Regions from separate parts of the Homo sapiens genome. Here region 2 is linked to region 1. Evidence: chromatin loops called from intact Hi-C (ENCODE). Cell type or tissue: mucosa of descending colon. All regions are shown on one strand. Each heading gives the region's core, and the rest is flanking DNA. Links, peaks and the distances in the headings are about the cores only. Region 1 holds the start of LOC107985996 (a long non-coding RNA gene). Region 2 overlaps SP110 (SP110 nuclear body protein).

Region 1 (12,510 bases), core at 2,073-10,072:
TTAAATTTTTTTTAAAAAATGGCCAGCAGGTATATAAAAAGGTGATCAACATCACTAATCAGCAGAGAAATGCAAATTAAAACCAGGTCGAGATACCACCTCACACCCATAAAGGTGGCTCTTGTCGAAAAAACAAGTGATAAATAACAAATGTTGGCAGGGGTACGGAGAAAAGGAAACCCTAGTACACTGTTGGTGAGAATGTAGATTGGTACAGCTATTATGGAAAACAGTATGGAGGTTCCTAAAGAAATTTAAAATAGAGCTACCATGTGACCAGCAGTCCGTCTTCTGGGTGTATATCCAAAGGAGATGAATCACTGCCTCGTAATGATGTCTGCAATCCCATGTTCATTGCAACATTACTCACAATAAGCAATGTGGAAACAACCTAAATATCCACTGATGGACAAATGGATAAAGTAAATGTGGTAGATGTATACAATGGAATATTATTTGGCCTTAGAAAAGAAAGAGATCCTAGCATTTGCAACAACACAGATGGACCTGGAGGTTATTATACTAAGTGAAATAAGCCAGAAACGAAGAGAAAAACATGGTCTGATCTTACTTATATGTGAAATATATATCGTTTTTAATTATATATATAAATATATATTCACATATATCTGTGTGTGTTTATGTGTGTGTGTGTATATATGTGTGTGTGTGTATATATGTGTGTGTGTGTGTATGTGTGTGTGTGTATATATATATATATAATTTTTTTTTGAGACAAAGTCTCGCTCTGTCACCCAGGCTGGAGTGCAGTGGCACAATCTCGGTTTACTGCAACCTTTGCCTGCCAAGCTCAAGTCATCCTCCCACCTCAGCCTCCTGTCCTGAGTAGTTGAGACTAGGGCGCCACCATGCTCAGTTAACTTTTTAGTTTTTTGTAGAGATAGGGTCTCATTACATTGCCCAGGCTGGTCTCAAACTCCTGGGCTCAAGTGATCCTCCCACCTCAGCCTCTTAAAGTGCTAGGATTATAGGCATGAGCCACGATGCCTAGCCCTGGAATATATATAAATATAAGAGCACTCATATATACTGAGATAGAGAATGAAACAGTGGTTACCACAGGCAAAGGCTAGGGAGAGAGGAAATGAGGAAATACAGTTCAAAGCATATAAAATAGGAAATATATAGGATAAAAAGTTTAGAGATCTGATGTACAACATGAGGACTAATGTTAATAAAATTGCATTGTATTGGGGATTTTTGTTAAATAAGTAGATTTTAGCTGCACTTGCACTAATAAAAAGGAATTATGTGAGATGATATTGTTAATCAGTTTCACCATAGTAACGTTTTTACTGTCTATATATATCCCATAACATCATGCTATACTGTCAGATACACACAATAAAATTTATATTTTAAAAAACCAAAAACATCAAGTGAACAAAGTGCCACCACATTGAAGAAAAATGGCACCTGCAGTTAAAACCCTAACAATATACATTGTCATTTTACAAAATAAAATTAATAGCTTCACTTCTACTTCATTTTAAAATAAGATCATCTGCACTCTGAGGCAGCATTCGTCTGCCCTTGCAACGTGTAACTGTCAGAGTGGGGCACTACAGAGGACTACCTGCATTATATTCCCTCAAAAACGGTTTTCCACTCAGGAAAGTTATTTTCAATTGGGAAATATGTTCTGCCCATTCAAAAAGTCTTACAGCCACTGATCCATGGCCACAGACTGCACTGGAATAACCTCAGAAATAATAATATTAGCAGCTTCTATCTATTGTCTACTATGTGCCAAGAAATAAACAGATAGTAAACAACTGAATTCTTAACAGCAATCCTTAAAAGTAAGTGATATTATTTCTGTCATTTCTCTCAGGGGTCTACAAATTATGGCGTGGACCTAATCTGACCAGCCTCCTGATTTATAAATAAAGCTTTATTGGAACAGTATTTATGTGTTATCTGTGGTCGCTTCCATACTACAATGGCAGCATTAGGTAGTAGTCGTGACACAGACTGCATTGCCTGCAAAATCTAATTATTCTGAGAGGACAAGTTAATTTTTTCAAAGTTTCATAAAACTGAGACAAATCTCTACCTACTAAGTCTGTGTTCTTAACCACAAATGCCACAGCACCTCTCCTTTCAGAGCCAAAACTACATCTCACCAATAGAACTTGAAAAGGTGATGGGATTTGTGCAGGTCACATTTGAAATTATAAGGAGAGGGCCTTGAGCATAATATGAGACCATTCAAGACTGGTTGCCCAGAGAATATGCCAAGCTTTTGATGAACAAAATTATTGCCTATTTTTAATAAAGTATCTTTTTGTTGTTGTTGTTTTTGAGACAGGGTCTCACTCTATCGCCCAGGCTGAAGTGCTGTGGCACAAACACAGCTCACTGCAGCCTCAACCTCAAGAGATCCTCTCACCTCAGCCTCCAGAGAAGCTGGGACCACAGGCACACATCACTACACCCAAATAATTTTTGCATTTTGTGTAGAGATGAGGTCTTGCCATGTTGCCCAGGCTGGTCTCAAACTCCTGGGCTCAAGTGATCCTCCCACCTCAGCCTGCCAAATTGTTGGGATTACAGGCATGAGCTACAGCACCTAGCCTAAAGTGTCTTAAGGCATTTAAATAATGAGCAAGGGGTAAATTCTTCGAGCCCCTCATACACTCTTATGGAAAGCTACCAGGATGAGTAAAGGGGGTGAGTAAATACAGCTTACTGGTTCTTTCCCAAACTCAGTGCTCTCTTCCTACCACTTTCCTCTACTTGACCACTTGGAAATCTGCCTCTGTCAAGAAACCCTTACCTCCTTCTATTTCACCTGGCAATTCAAGAGGAGGTGGGATTGGCTCTCACCTTGCTCTCCAGTGCTAATTGGAGACCCTCAACCCAACTCTCTCCTCACAGTCCAACTGTAGCACCTTTCCTGCATTGCAGTGGTCTCCGCTCTCCACCATGGCTCAATTCCCTTTTCATAGATGACAACTGCTTCCCCGCTCCAGTCTTTGCAATTCAACATCAGCATTCCCTCCCCAACTCACTGTTCTCTGAATATTTTGACGCTGGAGACCTCCCCCCATCCACACATACCACACTCCAGCCTGGCCAACCTGGAATGCTTATCCTTCCACGGCCTTCACATCTGAGCTTTCTGGTGTGGAGCCATTGCTTCTGGAGGGAAGCCTCCTTACCTTCTTGAGGAGTTGCCTCATTTCCAAAACTCACTTCTTCTAAGCTTCCATGAATCTGTACATGTGACCGGTTTGCTCTCTGCCCTAACCTGCGTCCCTTACTGCCTGTTCATCCAGCAGCCCCTCCCTGACTGTACTTGACTACCTGCCCTCTCTGAATTCCAGGATTAGTGAAACGCTCAACGCGTGAAACGCTCTTGCCCTGTAACCTGCAGGATGTCCACCCGACGGGCGATTTATGTCCTCTTCCCTATGGTCAGACGGCAGAGCATCACTGGGGCACACCAGATGTGCTGCCTTGGCCCCCGACCGACCTAGCCTGGCTTCCTTTGGCTTCCACGCATTGCCTTAACAGGCCTTGTATTATCTATTTCCTGGGCTTCTCACAGTGGATCTTCAAGTCTTATCTCCCACTTCGCAGAGATTAATCTTTTCAGTGTGAACGTCACAGCTTCTCTTCTCTCCTGCATGAAACCTCCCTGTCCTGGGCCCACCTTGTCTTTCTTCTACCTTCAGAGGGAGGAGTTGACTTATTTACAGTGCTCACCTATCCATTGTTAGGGATTCTGGTCTTTCTCATCTCCTTGTTCTCTATATCTTCCATCTCTCCTCTTCACAGATTCTCTTTCCTTCTCTTTTTTGAATACTTATGTAAATAGAGACAGGGTCTTGCTATGTTGCCCAGGCTGGTCTCAAACTCTGGTTTCAACTGATCCTCCTGCCTTGGCCTCCCACACTGGGATTACAGGAATGAGCTACCGCACCTGGCACCCTTTTCTTTTCTTAAGAACATAGGAATCCGACAGGCTGTAATCCCAGCACATTGGGAGGCCGAGGTGGGTGGATCCCTTCAGCCCAGGAGTTTGAGATGAGCCTGAAAAATATAGTGAAAAGTGAGACCTTGTTTCTACAAAAAAAAGAATATAGGTCTCTCCTTGAAAGAAGCTTCATTCTAATGACCTTCTCAGTGCCCTGTTATTTCTCTCCTTCTGAGCCACCAAACAGCTATAACAATTACTCTCCCCTCGCTGCTTCCCCTTGTTCTCTACTATTCCCGCAATTCCTTAGCCTCTCTTGGTCATCTTCTAAAGCTACTCTCTTAGCTACTACTGAGAGTTTCTAATCTAGTATCCCTTTCTCAGCTCCCGTTGTTAATTCATTTAAAAATACTGTTTTAGGCAGGGTGCAGTGGCTCATGCCTGTAATCCCAGCACTTTGGGAAGCTGAGGTGAGTGGATCATCTGAGGTCAAGAATTCGAGACCAGCCTGACCAATCTGGTGAAACCCTGTCTCTACTAAAAATACAAAAATTAGCCGGGCCTGGTGGCGTGCACCTGTAGTCCCAGCTGCTCCTGACTTCAAGTGATCCGCCCGCCTCGGCCTCCCAAAGTGCTGGGATTACAGGCATCAGCCACTGCACCTGGCTTAGCTCTACTCTTTTTTTATATTGAACTCCTTGATCTTTTCAGCTTTCAGATGTATACATGTGTATGTGTATTAGTTATACGTTGTGCCCACATATATGTATATGTCTATACTTGTGTTTGGATATTGTCTACACGGTACCAAGTTAACATAACAATAAACGAGTAATCAAAAATCAAATAAATAAGCTCAAATATTTTTCAAGTTCACTTGACTTGAGTGAATCTTTTGGTAAATATGAGTAGTTTAATATTGTTGGTTTAATAAAAACAAATATCTTCTGACTTATCAGCAAAATATGCATGTATTTAATGTTCAGGTGATTGCTTTATGATACTTAGATAACATATGATAATATTAATAGCAAAATGGTTAATAGGAAATTTAAGTTGAGAAGATGGCTAGAGGCTGAAACAGGAGAATTGCTTGAACCGGGAGGCGGAGGTTGCAGTGAGCTGAGACTGCGCCATTGCACTCCAGCCTGGGCGACAGAGCGAGATGCTGTCTCGAAAATAAATAAAAACTAATAAATAAATAAATAAAAATACTGTTTATGTATTAGTTACTCTGTGCCAGGCACTGAGCTAAGCCCTGGAGACACTTGCATAACTAGAACACGGCCCTGCCCACAAGCAAGTTCAGTCAGTAAATGTTCCCCATTTTTCCTAACATCCAAGGTTCTTCGCTAGCCAGCTTTACTTCCTACCTCTCTACTCTTTTTCTTCCACCTTTGAAGGATTCTTCTCCTGTTTCCACCTCTGAAAGTCCTGCAGCTGTTCCTTTACTGACCAGCAGAGTAGGTCCTAAAGGGCTGCTGGTGAATCCAAGGCCATCCAAGGAATGCTGCCCTGGAGAGAGCTCAGTGACTCTTCCTCCTTTCACGCACCCTTGGGAAATGGGGCACACTTCCAGAGGACTTTCTCCAGGTGGTGTTTCAGTGTCTGCCTTGTGCCTGGAGGCACTGCGCTCCACGCTTGGGAATGCCATGGAAGCAGACAGACCTAGTCCTGTTCTCATGGGGCTTCCTTGGTTGGGGGTAGTAGGGGAGGGGCTAAAAGGAGTAGGAAGGTGACACCTCTTCCTTGGAGATTCTGATATGCTCCTCTGAGTAGAGTTTATTCTCAGCACCATCCTGTTCTTTTTTTTTTTTTTTTTTTTTTTTTTTTTTGAGATGGAGTCTCATTCTGTCACCCAGGCTAGAGTACAGTGGTGCGATCTTGGCTCACTGAAACCTCTGCCACCCGGGTTCAAGCAATTCTCCCGCCTCAGCCTCCCCAGTAGCTGGGACTACAGGCGTCCGCCACTGCGCCTGGCTAATTTTTGTAGTTTTAGTAAAGATGGGGTTTCATCATCTTGGCCAGGCTGGTCTTGAACTCCTTACCTCATGATCCACCCGCCTCAGCCTCCCAAAGTGCTGGGATTACAGGCGTGAGAGCCACCATACCCGGCCTTTTTTTTTGAGACAGTCTTACTCTGTGGCCCAGGCTGAAATGTGGTGGTTCGATTTCAGCTCTCTGCAACCTCCGCCTCCCGGGTTCAAGCAATTCTCCTCCCTCAGCCTCCTGGGTAGCTGGGATTACAGGCATGTGCCACCACTCCCAGCTAATTTTTGTATTTTTAGTAGAGACAGGGTTTCACCATGTTGGCCAGGCTGGTCTCGAACTCCTGACCTCAGGTGATCCTCCCACCTCGGCCTCCCAAAGTACTAGGATTATAGGTATGAGCCACCATGCCTGGCCACCATCCTGTTCTTTTGATTAATATTTATGAGACTCATGACTTGACAATCAATCCGACCTCCCACTTTGCAGAGATTAAGCTTATCAGCGTGAACTTCTCTTGGCTTATCTGTCAAGGTTTTGTATAAACAACCTTCCCCTACCTGTGCAGCCTGGCATCATCCCTATTCTTGGTTACTTCAGGCTATTCTTTGAACCTGAGCTCCTCCTGTGCTTTCCGGGTCTGTGTTTTCACCCATGTTGTTCTCCCCTTGCCCCGTCATCATGCCAGCCCCCTAACCAAGTCATGCCCAGCCTCCAGGGCCACTTCACACTTCAGCCATCTCTCCTTCTGATTCCTCTAGCACAAAGTGTGCTGCTGGGATCTTGGGAGTCCTCAAAACCCCTTCAGTCATCTGTGAGGTCAGAACTATTTTCATAATAATACTAGGACATTATTTACCTTTTTCATTCATTCACTCATTCTTTTTTTTTTTTTTTTTTTTTTTTTTTTTAGACAGGATCTCACTCTGTCACCCAGGCTGGAGTGCAATGGCGCAATCTTGGTGCACTACAACTTCTACCACCCAGGCTCAAGCAATCCTCCCACCTCACCCTCCCAACTAGCTGGGACCACAGGTACGTGCCACCATGCCTGGCTAATTTTTATATTTTAGTAGAGATGGGGTTTCACCATGTTGCCCAGGCTGGTCTCAAGCTCCTGGGCTCAAGCAATCCTCCCGCCTCAGCCTCCCAAAGTGCTGGGATTATAGGGAAGAGCCACCAGGCCTGGCCGCTTTTGTATTCATTCTTTCACAAGTAAGCAGTGGAATTTTCCAGAGGCTATGTGAACTGTGATGTTACTCTGATGACTAGTGGAACATATGCTTGTCTATTTTTGTGTTTTCTAGACTTTTCTAAGGTAATAGGTTTAGGGTATGAATATGTTGAATTTTCAGAGGCTAACCTAGTTTGTTTTCAGTACTTCTACCGTGCTCTTGCTAGTTATCTTTGTTATACCTGCTATCTTTTTTTTTTTTGAGACTGAGTCTCGCTGTGTTGCCCAGGCTGGTTTCCAATGATTCTCCTGCCTCAGGCTCCCAAGTAGCTGGAATTACAGGCACGCGCCACCACGCCCAGCTAATTTTTGTATTTTTAGTAGAGACGGGGTTTCACCATGTTGGCCAAGCTGGTCTTGAACTTCTGACCTCGTGATCTGCCCGCCTCAGCCTCCCAAAGTGCTGGGATTACAGGCGTGAGCCACCGCGCCCAGCCTATACCTGCTATCTTTTATGCAACCTTATTCTCATCCAGTAAATTGGTATCCTGAGGTTTACCTGTGTGGAAATACAAGAGGTAGATATACTTTGTTGTCTTACTTTGCAATAATATTTAAAAATACTTTTGTTTTATTTTGTTTTTTAGAGGGAGTCCCACTCTGTCACCCAGGCTGGAGTGCAGTGGTGTGATCTCAACTCACTGCAACCTCCACTTCCCAGGTTCAAGCAATTCTCCTGTCTCAGCCTCCCAAGTAGCTGGGACTACAGGTGCGTGCCACCACACCCAGCTACTTTTTGTATTTTTAGTAGAGATGGGGTTTCACCATATTGGTCAGGCTGGTCTCGAACTCCTGACCTCAGGTGACCCACCCGCCTTGGCCTCCCAAAGTGCTGGGATTACAGGCAGTGAACCACCTTGCCCAGCCAAAAGTACTTTTAAAAATAGCTTTTAAACCCTAAAATGTGAATTCTAGGATTTAATATTTTATTGAAAACTTAAACATTTATATTTTTATTCTATTTAAAGATGGATCATTTGCTTTAAAGGGGGATATGGGAAATCTTGCTTTCTTAGCCCACAGCTGCACTGAGACTAAAGATGCTAAAAAAAGATGAAACTGACATATTAAGGAGTTTTCAAACTCACATAAGGGAAAAACTAGTAAAAAGAAGTATAAATATGACTCAGAAGGTATTTTTCCTTGGCTTTATAGTGTTAAAAATTTACCTTTTTTGGTACCCCTCAAGTTACGGCATCACTTTGAGAGGAATCATTCAGAGTTTAAAGAAAAAAGGAGTTGAATATTTTAAATGTAGATATGATGTTTCTTAAAAGCCCAGAATGTATCATTACAGCTTTTTAAACCAAAATGAAAAAGCCGTTGAAGTGGGTAAGTTACCGTACTGCCCTGAGAAAGGCGGACAAGCCCATTCAGCTGGCATTGCCAAGTGCTTGCTGGATGGAAACTCAGCAAAAGAAAATCACAACGGTGCCACTTTTTTTTTTTTTTTTTTTGAGGTGGAGTCTCCCTCTATCCTCCAGGTTGGAGTGCAGTGGCGTGATCTCTGCTCACTGCAACCTTTGCCTCCTGGGTTCAAGCAATTCTCCTGCCTCAGCCTCCCAAGTAGCTGGGATTACAGATGCCCGCCACCACGCCCACCAAATTTTTGTATTTTTGGTAGAGACACGGTTTTGCCAAACAGTGCCACTTTCTAATGACACAGTAACTTGTCATATTAAAGCTCTAGCAGCAAACATGAAGGATGAGTTAATCTCTTCTCTGCATATTGTGCTGATGTCTTATAAATGGCCAAGTCAGTAGATTAGGTTGCGCTTGATGTTTTGCTTGTGTTCATCCGGTATCAACACTGACTAATCAAAGTCCTTTATTTTTTTTTTGAAACAGGCCGAACAATACCACTATTCTTACTCTTTTTTTTTTTTTTTTTTTTTTTTTTTTGAGACAGAGTCTCACTCTGTCGCCCAGGCTGGAGTGCAGTGGCCTGATCTCGGCTCACTGCAAGCTCCGCCTCTTGGGTTCATGCCATTCTCCTGCCTCAGCCTCCCGAGTAGCTGGGACTACAGGTGCCTGCCACCACACCCGGCTAATTTTTTGTATTTTTAGTGGAGAGGGGGTTTCACCGTGTTAGCCAGGATGGTCTCGATCTCCTGACCTCGTGATCCACCGGCCTCAGCCTCCCAAAGTGCTGGGATTACAGGCGTGAGCCACCGTGCCCGGCCACTCATTTTTTTAAGAAGTGGTTACTTTTTCTCCCTCCATCACCCAGGCTGAAGTGCTGTGGCACCATCTCAGCTCACTGCAACCTCCGCCTCCCGGGTTCAAGTGATTCTCATGCCTCAGCCTCCCAAGTAGCTGGGATCATAGGCACCTGCCACTACGCCCTGCTAATTTTTGTGTTTTTAGTGTAGACAGAGTTTCACCATGTTGTCCAGGCTGGTCTCAAACTTCTGGCCTCAAGTGATCGGCCTGCCTCGGCTTCCCAGGGTGTTGGGATTACAGGCGTGAGCCACCGCACTATCTTTAATACTGTGTGACAAAGGTGGGAGGAAGCAAGACCGCATCTGCTGCACATCAGAGTGTCACGGTTGTCATGAGGAAAAGCAGTTGTGTGATGAATCGCGAGCTCAACTACCCCTTTTTTCATGAAACACCATGTTTATACTTGGCAGACACATTATTGGAAATGAGGCTATCCCTTCAAGGAAAACAAGTGCAGATTTCCTTGCCAATGATAATATTCAAACTTTCAAAAGAAAAATAATATTTTGGATAATTTACACCAACTTCCATGAGCTTGTCCACTTTCCAATGCTTAAAGTATTTTTAAGTACTTTAAAATACTTTGAAAGTTTTATTACCACCCATCTCATCAGACTGCCTAGTAGTATTAACACATGTGATTCTAAAAATTGAGATGTAATTCACATATCATAAAATTTACCCTTTAAGAGTATATATGGCCAGGCGCGGTGGCTCACGCCTGTAATCCCAGCACTTTGGGAGGCCGAGGCAGGTGGATCACGAGGTCAGTAGATCGAGACCATCCTGGGTAACACGGTGAAGCCCCATCTCTACTAAAAATACAAAAAATTAGCCAGGCGTGATGGCCGGCGCCTGTAGTCCCAGCTACTTGGGAGGCTAAGGCAGGAGAATGGCATGAACCCGGGAGGCGGAGCTTGCAGTGAGCCAAGATCGGGCCACTGCACTACAGCCTGGGCAACAGAGCGAGACTCCGTCTCAAAAAAAAAAAAAAAGAGTATATATGTCAGTGTTTTTTGTATTATATTCAGAGTTGTGCAATCGTCACTGTCATCTAGTTCCAGAACATTTTCAGCACCTCAAAAAGAGACCCCGTACTTATGAGCTGTCACTTTCTATTCCCATCTGTCCCCAGCTCTGGCAATCACTAATATAGTTTCTATTTCTGTGGATTTGCCTACTCCAGACATTCCATATAAATGGAATAACTGATTTTTTACACAAATAATAATTGTGATTTTCAAAATATTGTATAAAATATGAAAAAATTTTAGAAGAGCTACAAAACTCAGTGGAGCAATATTTTCCAAGTGATCAAAACATCATTTTACAAAATCAGAAATGGGCAAAAGATTCAAAGTGTAAACTAGATCAATGGATTTTAATGTAATATTGTATGGGAAGTTTATTCATATGGTTTCAGATTCTACACTACAATGAACCTTTAAGAAATACCACTTCTTGAGTCTGATGTGGTATCAAAAATACATTTAGCAAATATGAGAATCAACCTATTTTCTATTAAGCCAAACATTAATGAAATTTGCAAAAATGTAAAACAATACTACTATTTTTTTTTTTGAGACGGAGTCTTGCTCTGTCACCAGGCTGGAGTGCAGTGGCGTGATCTCGGCTCACTGCAACTTCTGCCTCCCAGGTTCAAGTGATTCACCTGCCTCAGCCTCCCGAGTAGCTGGGATTACAGGCGCCCGCCACCACGCCTGGCTAATTTTTTGTATTTTTAGTAGAAACGGGGTTTCACCATGTTGGCCAGAATGGCCTCGATCTCTTGACCTCATGATCTGCCTGCTTCAGCCTCCCAAAGTGCTGGATTACAGGCATGAGCCACCGCGCCTGGCCAAACAATACTACTGTTCTTACTCATTTTTTTAAAAAAGCAGTTACTTTTCATAAAAATGTTACTTATATTAACATAGTAGTTTCAATATTATTATTTTAAAATGAAGAAATATGTAAATGTTTTTTAATTTCTCAGTTTTGATTTTTCTGTTTTTTTAAGACAGAGTCTCACTGTGTCACCCAGGCTGGAGTGCAGTGGCATGATCACAGCTCACTGCAGCCTCAATCTCTCAGCTAAAGTGATCCTCCTACCTCAGCCTCCCGAGTAACTAGGACTATAGGTGTGCCCCACCATGCCTGGCTAATTTTTGTACTTTTTTGTAGAGACATGGTCTCACTCTGTTGCCCTGCCTGGTCTCAAATTCCTGGGCTCAAGTGATCCTCCTGCTTCAGCCTCCCAGAGGGCAGGAATTACAGGTGTCATCCACTGAGCCCGGCCCTCAGTTTCAATTTCTAATATGGTGAATATTGGTAGATATAGCCAGCAAAAGCCAAATATCTTTGGTTCCTCGTTGGTTTTTCAGAGTATAGAGGAAGGAATAGTAACTGTCAATCACATCCCAACAATTTATGAATACACATTTTACAGTTTTTAAAAACATAAGCTTTTTTTCTTTTCTTTTCTTTTCTTTTCTTTTTTAAAGCCTGTGGGAAACATGGGCTTTCTAATGGAACTATTTTTCTTTCTCTTCTTCTTCTTTTTTTTTTTTTTTGAGATGGAGTTTTGCTCTTGTTGCCCAGGCTGGAGTGCAATGGCATGATCTCGATTCACTGCAACGTCCTCCCAGGTTCAAGAGATTCTCCTGCCTCAGCCTCCCGAGTAGCTGGGATTACAGGCATGCGCCACCATGCCTGGCTAATTTTGTATTTTTAGAAGAAACGGAGTTTCTCCATGTTGGTTAGGCTGGTCTCGAACTCCTTACCTCAGGCCTGCCTCAGCCTTTCAAAGTGCTGGGATTATAGGCATGAGCCACCACGCCTAGCCATGGAACCATTTTTCAATGTGGAATAGGACATATTTACTAACATCCAGATATATTTCGTTTCTCTGAAATAAGAAGCCAAAAGTATGTAAGATTAAACTAATATTTAGTACTGAATGTCATAGCATTATATCTTATTCGGAAATGACCTACATATTTAATGAATATTTATCATGTAATTTGCCTTAGCAAAACTCTAAGGATATAGAAACCTTTTATTTTGTTTTATTTTTTGAGAAGGAGTCTCACTCTGTCACCCAGGCTGGAGGGCAGTGGTA
Region 2 (12,510 bases), core at 1,995-9,994, 140 kb after region 1:
AAGTTTCCTTGGAGGAGGACAATGGGACAGGCCCAAGTGCCCCACAAGGCACTCAATCCCCAGGAGACTTGCTGGTTCTTGGCACCTGCAAGGGAAACCCAAGGGGCTGTCTCGGGTCCCCAGCCCCTGTTGCTGCCCCCAGCTCTGACCCTGGCTTAGGGGCAGATGCCTCAGGCTGCTGTGCCTGCAGATTTTGCAGAAGGAACAAGAGGCTTTAAACTCAGTACACTTAGCCAGTGCAACTCTCTTTCACTAAGGAAAGAAATAGTTAAGAATTCAAGACTCCTCACCTTATGCATTGATCTGTGTCTGCTCTTTGATTCCAAAGACAGGACGGTCTATGAGCCAAGCCAGAAAATTTCACACTGGATCCCTTAATGGATCCCTTCAGGCACCAATACTGCTGAGAGAGACAAGAGGCGACAGGGCCTGGCCTAGATGTGGGCAAATTCCTATTTGAAGTGGCATGAGCTGTGTTCTGTCTGACTTCCACCTTTTTAGCTTTTTCTTTCCAGGCCATTCTCAGGAACCCCGTCCACAGGAGTTTCCCCCAGTCCCCAGCCATCGGCCTCCCTGTGCTGGGGCTGAAGTCACCGTTCTCTTTGGGATCACCCTGCCAACCTTATCTGGGGTCACTGATTGTGGCTGGCATGACAGAAGCTGCCACCCGTGCTGTGGCACCTGAAGCCTCGTGGGACCTCAGTTCCAGGGACTCCTGATGAGAAGGGTCAGGAGGGAGAAACCCAGGACACTGCATGTGAAGGGAAGGGTACCCTCCCTGGTCCCAACCACAGCCGTGACTCAGCTTTACCGAGTAGCTACTGTGTGCGAGGCACTTTGCCTATGTGGTTGGATCAAATGGCATTTTTTCTTCCCTTCTGAGAAATTAAAATGATTAATTTGGGCACTTCCACTATCTGTCTGCAAAAGAAAACTTTATAGAATCTAATTCTGGAGGCAGGCATTTCTTTAGCCTAATAAAGCCCAAGCCAGGTTAGTGGTTGTCAAGAAATAGTATTTGTTGAAATAGACCAGGTTAGATAGTTCAACAGAAGAAAGTCAAGTAGAAGGATGATGAATCTCTCCTGGGGATCAGGATGATGTGTTAGAAGGAAATTAAATTTTCAGGGTAAGGTTTTTTTTTTTGGAGATAGGGTCTCCCTTTTGCCACCCAGGCTGGAGTGCAGTGGGGTGATCTTGGTCCACTGTAGCCTTGACCTCCTGGCTCAAACAATCCTCCTACCTCAGCCTCCTGAGTAGCTGGGACTACAGGCGTGCGCCACCACACCCAGCAAATTTTTATTTTTATTTTTTTGTAGAAGAGATGGGGGTGCGGGGGTGGGGGGCGGTCTCACTATCTTGCCCAGTCTGGTCTTGAACTCCTGGGCTCAAGCAATCCTCCCTCCTTGGCCTCCCAAAGTGCTGGGATTAGAGGTGTGAGCCACCACGCCTGGCTGGGTTTATTTTGATTTTAGGTATTTTAGGACAGAAGCTGAAGCCCAGTGTTCACTCCAACACCCCCCTCCTGAATCCCAAAAAGTCTGGGTGGTGAAAACTTGATCCTTTGAAAGCCCCAGCCCCCACCCCATCTCCCCTCCTCACCTGGACCCTTGGCAGTGGGGGTCCCAGGGCTTCTTTCAGGAAGTCCTGTCTCAGGGCGTCCTCTGGCCTCTGGTTCTCAGCTCCAATCCCTGCTGTCTTCCCCGCCTTCCCCACGAAGCACAGAGTCAGGCATTTCTTCCCTGGGCCTGTCCACACTCCTCACTGCTTCCTTGAGAGAACAACGACCCCAGCTCCAGTCCAGGAGGGACTGTGGGCCTAGAGGGGCCGCTGGCTAGGGGCTGAGAGGAGCTCCCGGAGGTGTGGTTCCCGAGACTGGTCTTCTCCTGTTCTATTTTCCTGGGTGTCATTTTCACGGCAGGAAACCTTTTTAGAAAGGGAGGGAGGCACATTTTTCTCAGGGACATTCACAGCAAGGCCTCATCCTGCCCACGTCCCACAGCCGCAGGATTTTCTGGCCTGGTCCTGTTCTGGATCTGCCTGATTCTCAAGGCACAGCAGCAGGGGAGGGCGGGCTCCGCACCCTGGTCAAGCTAGGGCAGGCGCTTGGCTTGCCAGCAAAAGGTCCCGCTTCCCAGGACAAAGACTCGCTCTGAGGCCGCACTTAAGTCAGGCTCCTCGAAGCTCTCTTTCAACGGGGCCTCAACCCTGGGCTTCTGTGCCTGTCATCGTTGGGCCTGCATCAGCCAGTTTTAGCAAGTCCCTCCTAAGTCAGTGTGGAGAGAGGCCCCCATCCTTCGCATCTGACCACCCTGGCCTGCCTTCAGCAAGAATCCTAAGCCTGTTTAACCAGAAGCTTTCCTTCCCCCTGCTGCTTTCTCTTAGTAATTTCCTCCATCCCGACTGCCAGCCTGCTCCATGGCTATAAATCCCCACTCGTTCTGGTTGAATTAACCACTGAGTCCGTTCTATATGCACTGAGGCCTCTTTCCCCCTTTGCAATACTTCCTGAATAAAATGTGCTTTTCCTACTTTACCTACTGTCAGGTCCTGGGTTTCTTTAACAGGAGGGCAACCTTCAGACTGGGTCCAGGTCAGTGACATAGAAGGGGAAGTGGCACAGTGTGTCCACAGAGGGCAGAGCCCAGTGACGGGAGCTCACAGCAGAGACGCCCAGGCTGCATTCGGGAGGGCAGTGGCACCGATGAGAGGGGCATAGGCAAGGACACCACGGGGCAGGATGCAGAAGGGAGTCCTGGGGCAGAACCAGAGCGGGAGCCCAGCCCATCAAACATCAAGACGTGGCCTGGTGCATGGGGAGTGAGATTCCAGTGACCCAATGGGGACCAGGAGTCGGGAGATGCTGCTCGGAGAAGCTCCGGACCTGCAAACCAGCCTGCTCAGACTGACTGGGAGCCTAGAGGCATTCATTCATTCATCCATTCATTCTACAAATCTGTATTAAGCGCTGATGAGTTTGACGGTAGGGATATACCAACAAACAAAAGAGATAAAAAATTTTGTCCCTGTGGAGCTTACATGATAGTGACAAGAGACAGACACCAAACACAATAAACAAATCATGTTGCGTGTTAGAACATGATAAATGGGATATTTTGGGGGAAGAAAGGACACACGTGAGAGGGAGCAGGAGAGCCAGGTGTGGGAGGTTGCAGCATTAGGGGTGGTTGGAGCAGGCTCCCCCAGGGACATTTGAGCAAAAACATTAAAGATGTGAGGGTGAACTGTGGGGACTTCCAGGGGGAGGAAGCTCCAGACCCAGGGGATTGCTGGTGTAAAGGCCTTGAGGCAGGAGTGGCCTGGGTTCCAGGGAGGCCAGTGGGTGCAGCAGACCTACGAGGGAGGGGAGAAGCCCCTCATACAGGCCTCAGAGGGGGTGCTCTCACCCTGAAGGTGGAGTAGGTAGGATTGGACTCATCTTAACAGGCTAAGTCTGGCTGCCATATTGAGAATAGGCTTTGGGGGTAGGGGTTGGGGTTGTGACGTGTGTTGGGTGGGGTAGGAACAGGCCATGTACCACTGCCATTAAAGCATTTCAACTGGGGACCTGTTAATATTCTTAACTGCTCCCCTGCATTTCACAGCTGCCTGTATCCAAATACAATGGGGCCACCTGACAGCACACCTCAGGGTGACTTCATGTTCAAATATAATATCAACCCAATATCCAATAAAAAGCTTCAAAAATCATGCCAACATCTTAAGTCCCTCAAGGCGGTGTCAAAGCAGGAGCCAATCCATGACCTACCGAGAGAGGAGAAAGGAAGAAGCCAGTCAGGCAGGCAGTTAGGGTGGGCCCTCAGTTAAATTCTTTCAAACAAAAGAACAGCCAACTTGCACAGAGGGGCTTGCCTAAGACACGCCCACAGCCACATAGATAAGAAAAGCTACACAGGTGACTCACCCAGACACGCCTGCAGTGGAAAGTTCTGTCCCGTAACACATGTACAGTAAGGGGAACAAAGCAATATGGAGTCACTAAGCTAAGGGCCCACATGCACACTTGGAGGATGGGGTGGAGCTAACAGAAATTTGTGTCTTATGCAAATGAGATGCCCAGCCCTCATCAGTTTCTTATAAAAGCCTTTGCATTCAACTGTAAAGACAGCAACCCTCTTCTGGGCCCCCTCTCCATGGCAGAAAGCTTTCTTCTTTTGCTTAGAAAACTTTTGCTCCAATCTCACCTTTTGTGTCCACACTCCTTAATTCTCTGGGTCATGAGACAAAGAACTCCAGGTAATACGTCACAACGAGAGACTGCTACGTCGTGGTGCATTGGTGAGACTTTAACACTAAAAGAGAATACCGTGTGGGCCACCTCCACTCATCCATCTCTCTCTGAAGTTCTCATGACCATGGCTCAATATTAATCTCCTCCCTCCATCCACATGCTTGCTCCCTGCACCCCCAAATCTCATCTGCCCAGCTGCTTTTTTATTTAGTTCCCTTCTCAGTTTAGTTTTTTCTTCTGCAGTTGGCTTCACATTCTATTCTTATTACTGTTTCTGAAAGCTGTTAATAAATAAACAATTAAACTACAAAACATTACAATTAAACAAACCAAGCAATCAACCAAACAATAAACTCTCGGTTGTCACCTCACAGGACAAGGACAGCTCTTGTGATTAAGTTGCAGGCTCTACTGCTGCCCACACCACAGATACCTTAGTTAGATTTGCTCCTTTGTCAAATGTTTAAGTCAGATAAAGGACCAGTCGTAGGGCAGTGGATCTCAAACCTAATTGTGGCAAAACAAAACAAAACAAACAAACAAAAATCACCTAGAAAACTTGTTCAACTGGTTAAAAACACAGATTCCTGGGCCTGAATCCTAGAGATTCCCACCCAGAGCCAACATCCCAGAATCTGCATTTTAGGCAAGCTCCCTGTGATTCTGAAGCAGCGGGCCATAGGCAATTCATTGGGAAGCGGTCAGTGTCCAGATATCTCAGAGGACCCCTCTCTAAGCACTCTTGATTGGTCCCAAAGACCCCCCTTCCCCCAGTAGGCTGGCTTCTTCACCCTGTCCTCATCCTCTAGCATCCCCGAGAGGAGGTCACCTGGGACATTCTTGCAAATGGGAGGATCTAGAATCCAGGTCTCTGCCTGCTGCCGGCCATCCCCAGGCGGGCCTCCTACCAGATTCCAATCTATGAAACGAAAAACTGGGGATCCTTTTCCAGCCCACGTTACTGAGTGCATCTCAGTTGTTTCATTATGCTAGCTGTGAGGTTTTGCACTTGTGACAAACAACAGAAGGGACCTTTTGTCACAGTAAGGAAATCCTCGCAAGCATGTGCCTAAACGTGACTGCCTGCTGCTTCGTCTTTGCCAGTCTCATCTGGAGAGGACCTGGCGCATGCTCTTGGTTGGTTTTCCTCCATCTGCATGAAATAGGAGCCACTGAGAGCATCTTCCTCCCCTTCAAAGCCTTCACTACTTCTTTCTGCTAGTTCCTTGTCCTTGCAGGAGCTTTAATAGCTCAATTCCTTTCCGTCTCTGGAGGGGCCCACAGTGCCCTCTGGTGGTTGAACAGCATGCTACACTTTTTTTTTTTTTTTTTTTTTTGTGGGGTAGGGAGAGGGTGGACAGAGTCTCCTGTCGCCCAGGCAGGAGTGCAGTGGTGCAATCTCGGCTCACTGCAACCTCCGCCACCCCGCCACAGGCTCAAGCGATTCCCTTGCCTCAGCCTCCCAAGTAGCTGGGATTACAGGTGTACACCACCACACTGGGCTAATTTCTGTATTCTTAGTAGAGTTTCACCATCTTGGCCAGGCTGGTCTTGAACTCCTAGCCTCAAGTGATCCACCCGCCTCCTCCCAAAGTGCTGAGATTACAGGCTTGAGCCACCGTGCCTGGCCTATGGCACACTTTTGTAGAAGTCCAGGGTGCCTGCTGCTCTCAGGGCTAGGTCCTGTGCCCATCCTGGGAGAATGGGAAAGCCTCTGTATGCATTCTGCTCTGCCTGAGCCCTCCACAGAGCCAGAACCAGGCCTAGGGGTTCAAGGGTAAACTTCTTTGAGGAACTGGAAACTGAGATGATGATGAGATTAGGGATTGGCTATGAATACAAACTGGGTCATGGTCCAGATACAGAAACATCAAAATCTGACCTGTGGGCTCTGTCTGGGAAAATTTAGGGCAAATTGGCACTTGTAGGTGGCAAGGAGTGGCTTGTTTACCCTGCCCTCCTCACTGTCCCTTGTTTGGACCAATTCTGCCTTCTTAGGAGGACATGACAATTCTTCCCCCAGGATCCTAGGATGCACTGAAGCCTCTAGTTTTTTCCTGCTGGTGAGTACTAACATATGCCCATTAACTTGAATGCTTATCTTTCACTGGCCAAGACCAAGCTTTGACAGGTACCCCCAGAGCACTTTCATAGGCCCGTGAGTCAATTCTGAACCAAGTCATGGGGGCAGCTGAGTCAGCTCCCCTCAATCCCGGCCTTGATAGCTGGGCACAGTTGTGGCCCGGGGTCTGAATGCTGCAACCACAGTGCTTAAGGTCTGGGTTGTGGAAGCTGGAGAACCACTGCTGGGCCTGAAGGCTGGAAACCTCGCTGTTGCCCTTGCGAAATAAGGACATTTCCACTTTATCCCCTAGGGCAGAGCATTTAGTGAGTCAAAACCTTAACTCCACATCCAACAGACTCTGTTTCAGAACAGTGTGTCAGATGCTTCAGTATCAGCTGACATCCTGGACGTGTAACCACCCCTTTCTGCTCATACTTGGGCCTTGTGTCCAGGTCTGGGTGACTGTCCTCACCATTGAGTTTTTGCTTGAGGCCCCGGGCTGTCTTCTGGAAAGTGGCTATCATGGGTTCCTCAGGGTTCTACCCAACCTCTCTGTAAATGATCAGACGCCAGTAGCTGCTAAAGGGGAAAAGTGTCCCCTCTGCCAATGCATCTGAGCTCTGGTCTTGTCCAATGGGGATGACTGGTGCCAGGTTGCCTGGAGTCCTGTGCTGGGAGGGACTTCGCCAGGTGGTCTTCCTTGTTCTAGATGGTTCTGGAGATTCAAATGGCCCAGTTGAGACCAGAGGTGAAGAGAGCAAGACAGTGCCTTCTTGATTTCATTATTTCACATGTCACTTCATAGGGGAATGACTGCTAAAATGAATACGGTCTGTGCATTTTTTCTAAGTCACAATTACAGAAGAGATAGAATGACAGGAGAGTTGTGAATCCCATAGTCCCCACACCTAATTTCAAGAGGGGAGGAGTTCCATTGGAGCAGCTTTGGGACGAAAGAGAAGCAGTCAGGGTCCTCAGGGCTCAGGGCAGGAAAGCAAAGAGTCCAAGGCACCTGCCAGGACTGACCCCGCCCACCGACTCCCATAACTACTTGCAGAATGTGAGCTTGCTCTGAAGGCCTGGCTCTACCAGAGCTTGGAAAGCATCTGAGAAATGTACCCACTCCAGATGTTGATGCCAATGAAGTCTACCTCTCCTGAGGGAGGCTGCACTTCACCAGGAGACAATGTCTCCCCAGTTTCTAAGAATGAATCTTCCAAGGTGGAATTTCTGCTATCAGCTAGAGGGGGGAATGTATTTTTACATGTAATTCCTCCAGTCATTCCTGATAAGAAAGCTTTTTTTGTTGTTCCATTTTTGCAACCTTTTGGAGTCATGTAAAACCTCCCACATCATAACCTGAAGGTAGTCCTGAGCTGATGCAGGCTCCCTGGCCAGTTGGGGAGGAAAGGGTTCAGGAAAGAGTGGAACCCAGCTGGATCAGATGGGAGAAATTGAAGCAGTGTTGTTCACCTGGGGTAATACTTGAGGTTTGTGGTCTCATGCCAAGGAAATCAAGAACATGGACACACCTGGAGTGAGATTAAGAGTGGACGTTTGGCCGGGCGCGGTGGCTCACGCCTGTAATGCTAGCACTTTGGGAGGATGAGGCAGGTGGATCACCAGGTCAGGAGATAGAGACCATCCTGGCTAATATGGTGAAACCCCGTCTCTACCAAAAATACAAAAAATTAGCCGGGCGTGGTGGTGGGCGCCTGTAGTCCCAGCTACTTGGGAGGCTGAGGCAGGAGAATGGCGTGAACCCGGGAGGCAGAGCTTGTAGTGAGCCAAGATTGCACCACTGCACTCCAGCCTGGGCGACAGAGCGAGACTCTGTCTCAGAAAAAAAAAAAAAAAAGAAAGAGTGGAGGTTTAATAGGCAAAAGAAAGAGAAAAAAGAATAACTCTCCTGCAGAGAGAGAGGAGTGCCCAAGTGGGTCTTCCAGCCCACGCCAAAATGCACCGGATTTTATAGACTGGCTTGAGGAGGCAGTGTCTGATTTACATAGGGCCCACAGATTGGTTGGACCACATGTGACATTTACATAGCACAGGAGGAAGTTGGCCACCCCACCCTAATCTTATTATTATGCAAATGGGTTTTCTACTTGGTCAGCACCATGTTGTCTGCTCCTTACTGTACATGTGGTTGGCAAGGAAAAGGGAAGATGGAGCCACCGTGTTGGACATGCCTGGCTCCCAGATAGCCCTTTCCCATTGGCACAGCTGCCGGCATTCACCCGTGCAAGCTTCCAGCTTGCTTATCTATGTCTGCAGCTCAATTTTACAGGCTGCTTTTTGTTAGAAAAGAAATGACTTGGGGGCTGCTTTTCATTAAAAGGAAAACCTCAGCGAGGACTTCCTTACCCTCACTATCTGCCTAAATAATTTCTTTTTAACGCCTATGTTATTATGGCCTGGGTGCAGGACTGGAATGGGTCCCTGGAGAGAGGCAATTGGCATTGTCTGCAGGGGCATCACTGATGGTGGGTTCATTAAGAGTTTTTAACATCTAAGGAGGTACGTGCTGAACGTGGATGAGGCCTGAGCAGTGGGAAACGACCAGGAGGGCAAATCCTGCACCTACAGCTCAGAGAGTCTGGGGGAAGGTGAGGACCAGCTGGGCTAAGCAGAATAACCCAAACCCTGCTCTCGCAGGCAGAAATCACTTGAAAACCAGGGGAGCAGTACAGCAACAAACAGGAGCAAGGGAAGAGAGTGTTCCGGGAATAGGGGTCTTGGCTGTCATGGCAATCAAACTGCTAGTGTTTGAAAGTCTCAACTTGAAAGAAATAAATGACTCTTTAGGGTACCCCCCACCCCCTGCCCAAGATACAGAGAAACCCAGAGCCATGATTAGATGATAGACAGACAGACCTGGATCAGCTTACCAATGCGAGAACGGAAGACAGGGTTAGGTCATGAATGGATATAAGATTTTTTTACCCAGCAATCCTGGCTGCTGGTAAACTGGTAGGGAGGGGAATCTTTTATCATAATGCATTGAGCTTATGCTAGGAATGGGAACCTTTAGTGTACCTCTCAGAAGGATTTGGAAGTCTAAAGTCTAGGCTGATAAAATCATCATCTCTAGAACTCAGCATTCACTCCAAAATGGCACCAGGAGTGGCCATCTTTATGGCCATATTTGTTGTCTTTCCATACAATGAAGGGAATTCTACTTTATTATATGCTTTTCTTGAGCCAGTGCTCAAACTGCCTCCGCCCTTTCCTGGATCATAGGTGAGGTCAATCTATTTCACAGTTCACACTGTTGTGAAAACACTGAGAAATAGGAGCAAAAGAAATCTCTATACATTTTCTGTTCATTAGTCTGTGACACTGGGTACCTAAATGGAAACTCCAACACACTCTACTCCCAGTTCCTCACTGGGAGGCTGAAGGGGGCCTGCTGGACAGGTTCTGCCTCCTTATGGGGCAGGGCCTCGGTTTTTGATGGTCTTACTCCTCCATGGAGACTAAGAATGAAAAGCCAGAAACACAGACCAGGACAATTTAGTAAGTTGTAATGATTTGCAATTTTTGTCTTGAGAAAAGCATTATGTTGAGAAAAGTTTATGTCCTTTGAACTTTTGTTTAAAAATAGCAATTAGCATTATTAACATGCTAAAAAATAGGTTTAAATACTATCAAATTGCAATTATATTAATATCAGTTTCATACTAATGGCCTAAGACGAGGAGTGCTTCTTGAAACATTTTTAAAAAATGATAAATAGGGAGAACAGAGAGCAGATAGCCTGTAGATAATAGATGTTCTTGAAAGTGAGCCCAGGACAAATGGATCAGTAAGGTTTAATGGGGCTGCAAAAATAACCAGGCATGTATATCGAAAGGGCTCAGTGTGCCAGGCATGATGAATGAAAAGGTACTATATTTGAAACCTATCCTGGCAAAAATAACTAAATATAGAACTATTGGGATAATAGGGGAAATATCATTGGTTTCCACACACTAATGAGGAGGCAGAATTCTGGCTGGACTTAGATTTCAGAGTTGTAGAATAAAATCCCCAAAGACAGTGGAACAAAGTTTAAATCAATTTTGAAGGTGAGAAGTTATGATAAGTTATATATTATGTTATTAATTTATGAAAACAATAGAACACATTCTAAGATATGGTGAATCAGAAAACATACCATCCATGTAATTCTTTTCAAATTACTTAAAGACACACTTCAGTTGACTGAAAGGCAGAGCAAAAAGGAAGTATGGAGAAGTCGTGTCAAGAAAAGACCAGCAGGGAATCTTAAACAGTGAAAACAGAAACACATTAATACTGTTCTCAAAAATACAGGTTATCACGTAACACACACTTTTAATTTTTGCTTTTGAATTACTTTATATGACATAGGACATGACAAATAATTTACATAATGTGAAACTAACAAATAATGACATAATATAATTGAATAGAATAAACATTATAGAGTAAAAGCAAAAAAATTAATACTAATTCATGTCTGTATTTCAAGAGAGTGAAAAGACAGGAATAAGGGAGCTGAGAGGTATCAAAGTGATAAACGCATTGCCTTAAGTATGTGACACATTACAGATATTTTATTTTTGACTTTGACATTAAAAAAATAAGTCAAAATGCATTGGGAAAACTTATGGGTAAATATTGGAACTAAAAGCCGTTACGATGCCTTCCAAAATAGAAGGCAGAAGAAAAAAAATAGACAAAAATAACATTAAAACATTAAAAAGAGAAATATTAAAATATGACAGAAATAAGACCACCTATATAACTTTTTTTTTTTTTTTTGAAACAGAGTCTTACTCTGTTGCCCAGGCTGGAGTGCAGTGGTGGGATCTCGGCTCACTGCAACCTCCACCTCCCGGGTTCAAGCGATTCTCCTGCCTCAGCCTCTTGAGTAGCTGGGACTACAGGCGCCCGCCACCACGCCTGGCTAATTTTTGTATTTTTAGTAGAGACGGGGTTTCACCACGTTGGTCAGGCTGGTCTCGATCTCTTGACCTCGCGATCCACTCGCCTCAGCCTCCCAAAGTGCTGGGATTACAGGCCTGAGCCACTGCGCCTGGCAGACCACCTATATTACTTTTAACCACAAATGAAATAGATGACTTCTTAGAAAAACATAAAAGCAGAGCTGTCTCAAAAACCAACAGAATATCTTCATAGCCTGAAAACCGTAAAGAAAGCAGATAATGTGGTTACCACTGTCTCTCCAGTGAACTCTGGGTCACACACTTTTGGTTAATTTAAAACACTATAAATTATTCCAGAATATATTAAAAGGTAGAAAATTTTACAAGTTATTTTACCGAGGTAGGATAACCGTAAATCTGACTATGACAGTGTGTAAAAACTATAGAGCAATCTCATTTATAAATACAAATGTAAAATCCTCTGCAATGGTATATTAAATACCCTCTGCAATGGTACATTAAATACCCTCTGCAATGGTATATTAAATCTATAACAAACAAAAATAAACTCCACAGAAATTTAGAAATCAACTTAGTTTGTTTTTCATAGTGATCTGAGTGTTAAAATTCTGTTAACTTTTATTGTTGTACCTGGGGATTGAGCAAGTGAGTAAATAATACTGTTGGAGAAGGGAGACACCAATACAGAACCGAGGAAGACAAGGAAGAAGCCTGTGGGGTAGGATGGGATGGGATGGGAATTAGAGGTGTATCATACATATAAATCATGTATCAAGGAAAATTTCCTGCCCTGGGATTAGGGGGAACTAGCAACATGTGCTTGACTGGATTTCAGAATTGCTATAAATGAGTGACTGCTGCTTCCTTTTTCCCCGTTTGAATGGAAGTGTCTATAGTAGTTGTTCAGTCCCTGTTTCATCACTGACTGTTGGCAGCAGGGAAGAAACAATTTTTCAGCTCACAGGCCTCTAGTTCAAGAGGAGGTGCACCCAAGGAGCTGCACCCAATAAACCATACCTGAGGAGCCTATTTCTTTTGTTTTCTTTCCTTTTTTTTTTTTTTTTTTTGAGGCAGGGTCTCTGTTGTCCAGGCTGGAGTGCAGTGGTGCATTCTTGGCTCACTGCGACCTCTGCCTCCCAGGCTCATCCTTCCACCTCAGCCTCCTGAGTAGCTGGGACTACAGGTGTGTGCCACCTTGCCCAGCTAATTAAAAAGATTTTTTTTTTTTTTTTTTTGTAGAGATGAGGTTTTGCCATGTT

What was found. Peaks named below come from ENCODE experiments on the same cell type or tissue, not always from the same donor. Only the 100,000 strongest peaks of a DNase experiment are listed, where the experiment ranks them.
Region 2: it touches region 1 in a loop (2.7-fold over the local background); 6 of 110 quality-filtered maps call a loop at or near these places.

The regions. Positions count from the first base shown.
Region 1 is chr2:230,018,036-230,030,545 of GRCh38, forward strand. It overlaps LOC107985996 (a long non-coding RNA gene), which reads left to right and starts at 6,846. Exons shown (of 2, transcript XR_001739919.3): 1 at 6,846-6,967. In mucosa of descending colon, for the core only: no CTCF peak of the experiment used is centred there; no DNase peak of the experiment used is centred there.
Region 2 is chr2:230,154,807-230,167,316 of GRCh38, forward strand. SP110 (SP110 nuclear body protein) reads right to left here. Exons shown (of 19, transcript NM_080424.4): 19 at 10,380-12,510. Among named protein-coding and RNA genes, the nearest start is that of SP110, 59 kb to the right of the region's middle. RefSeq lists a silencer at 5,520-5,589. In mucosa of descending colon, for the core only: a CTCF peak has its summit at 5,547 (motif pointing left); a DNase peak (open chromatin) is centred at 5,584.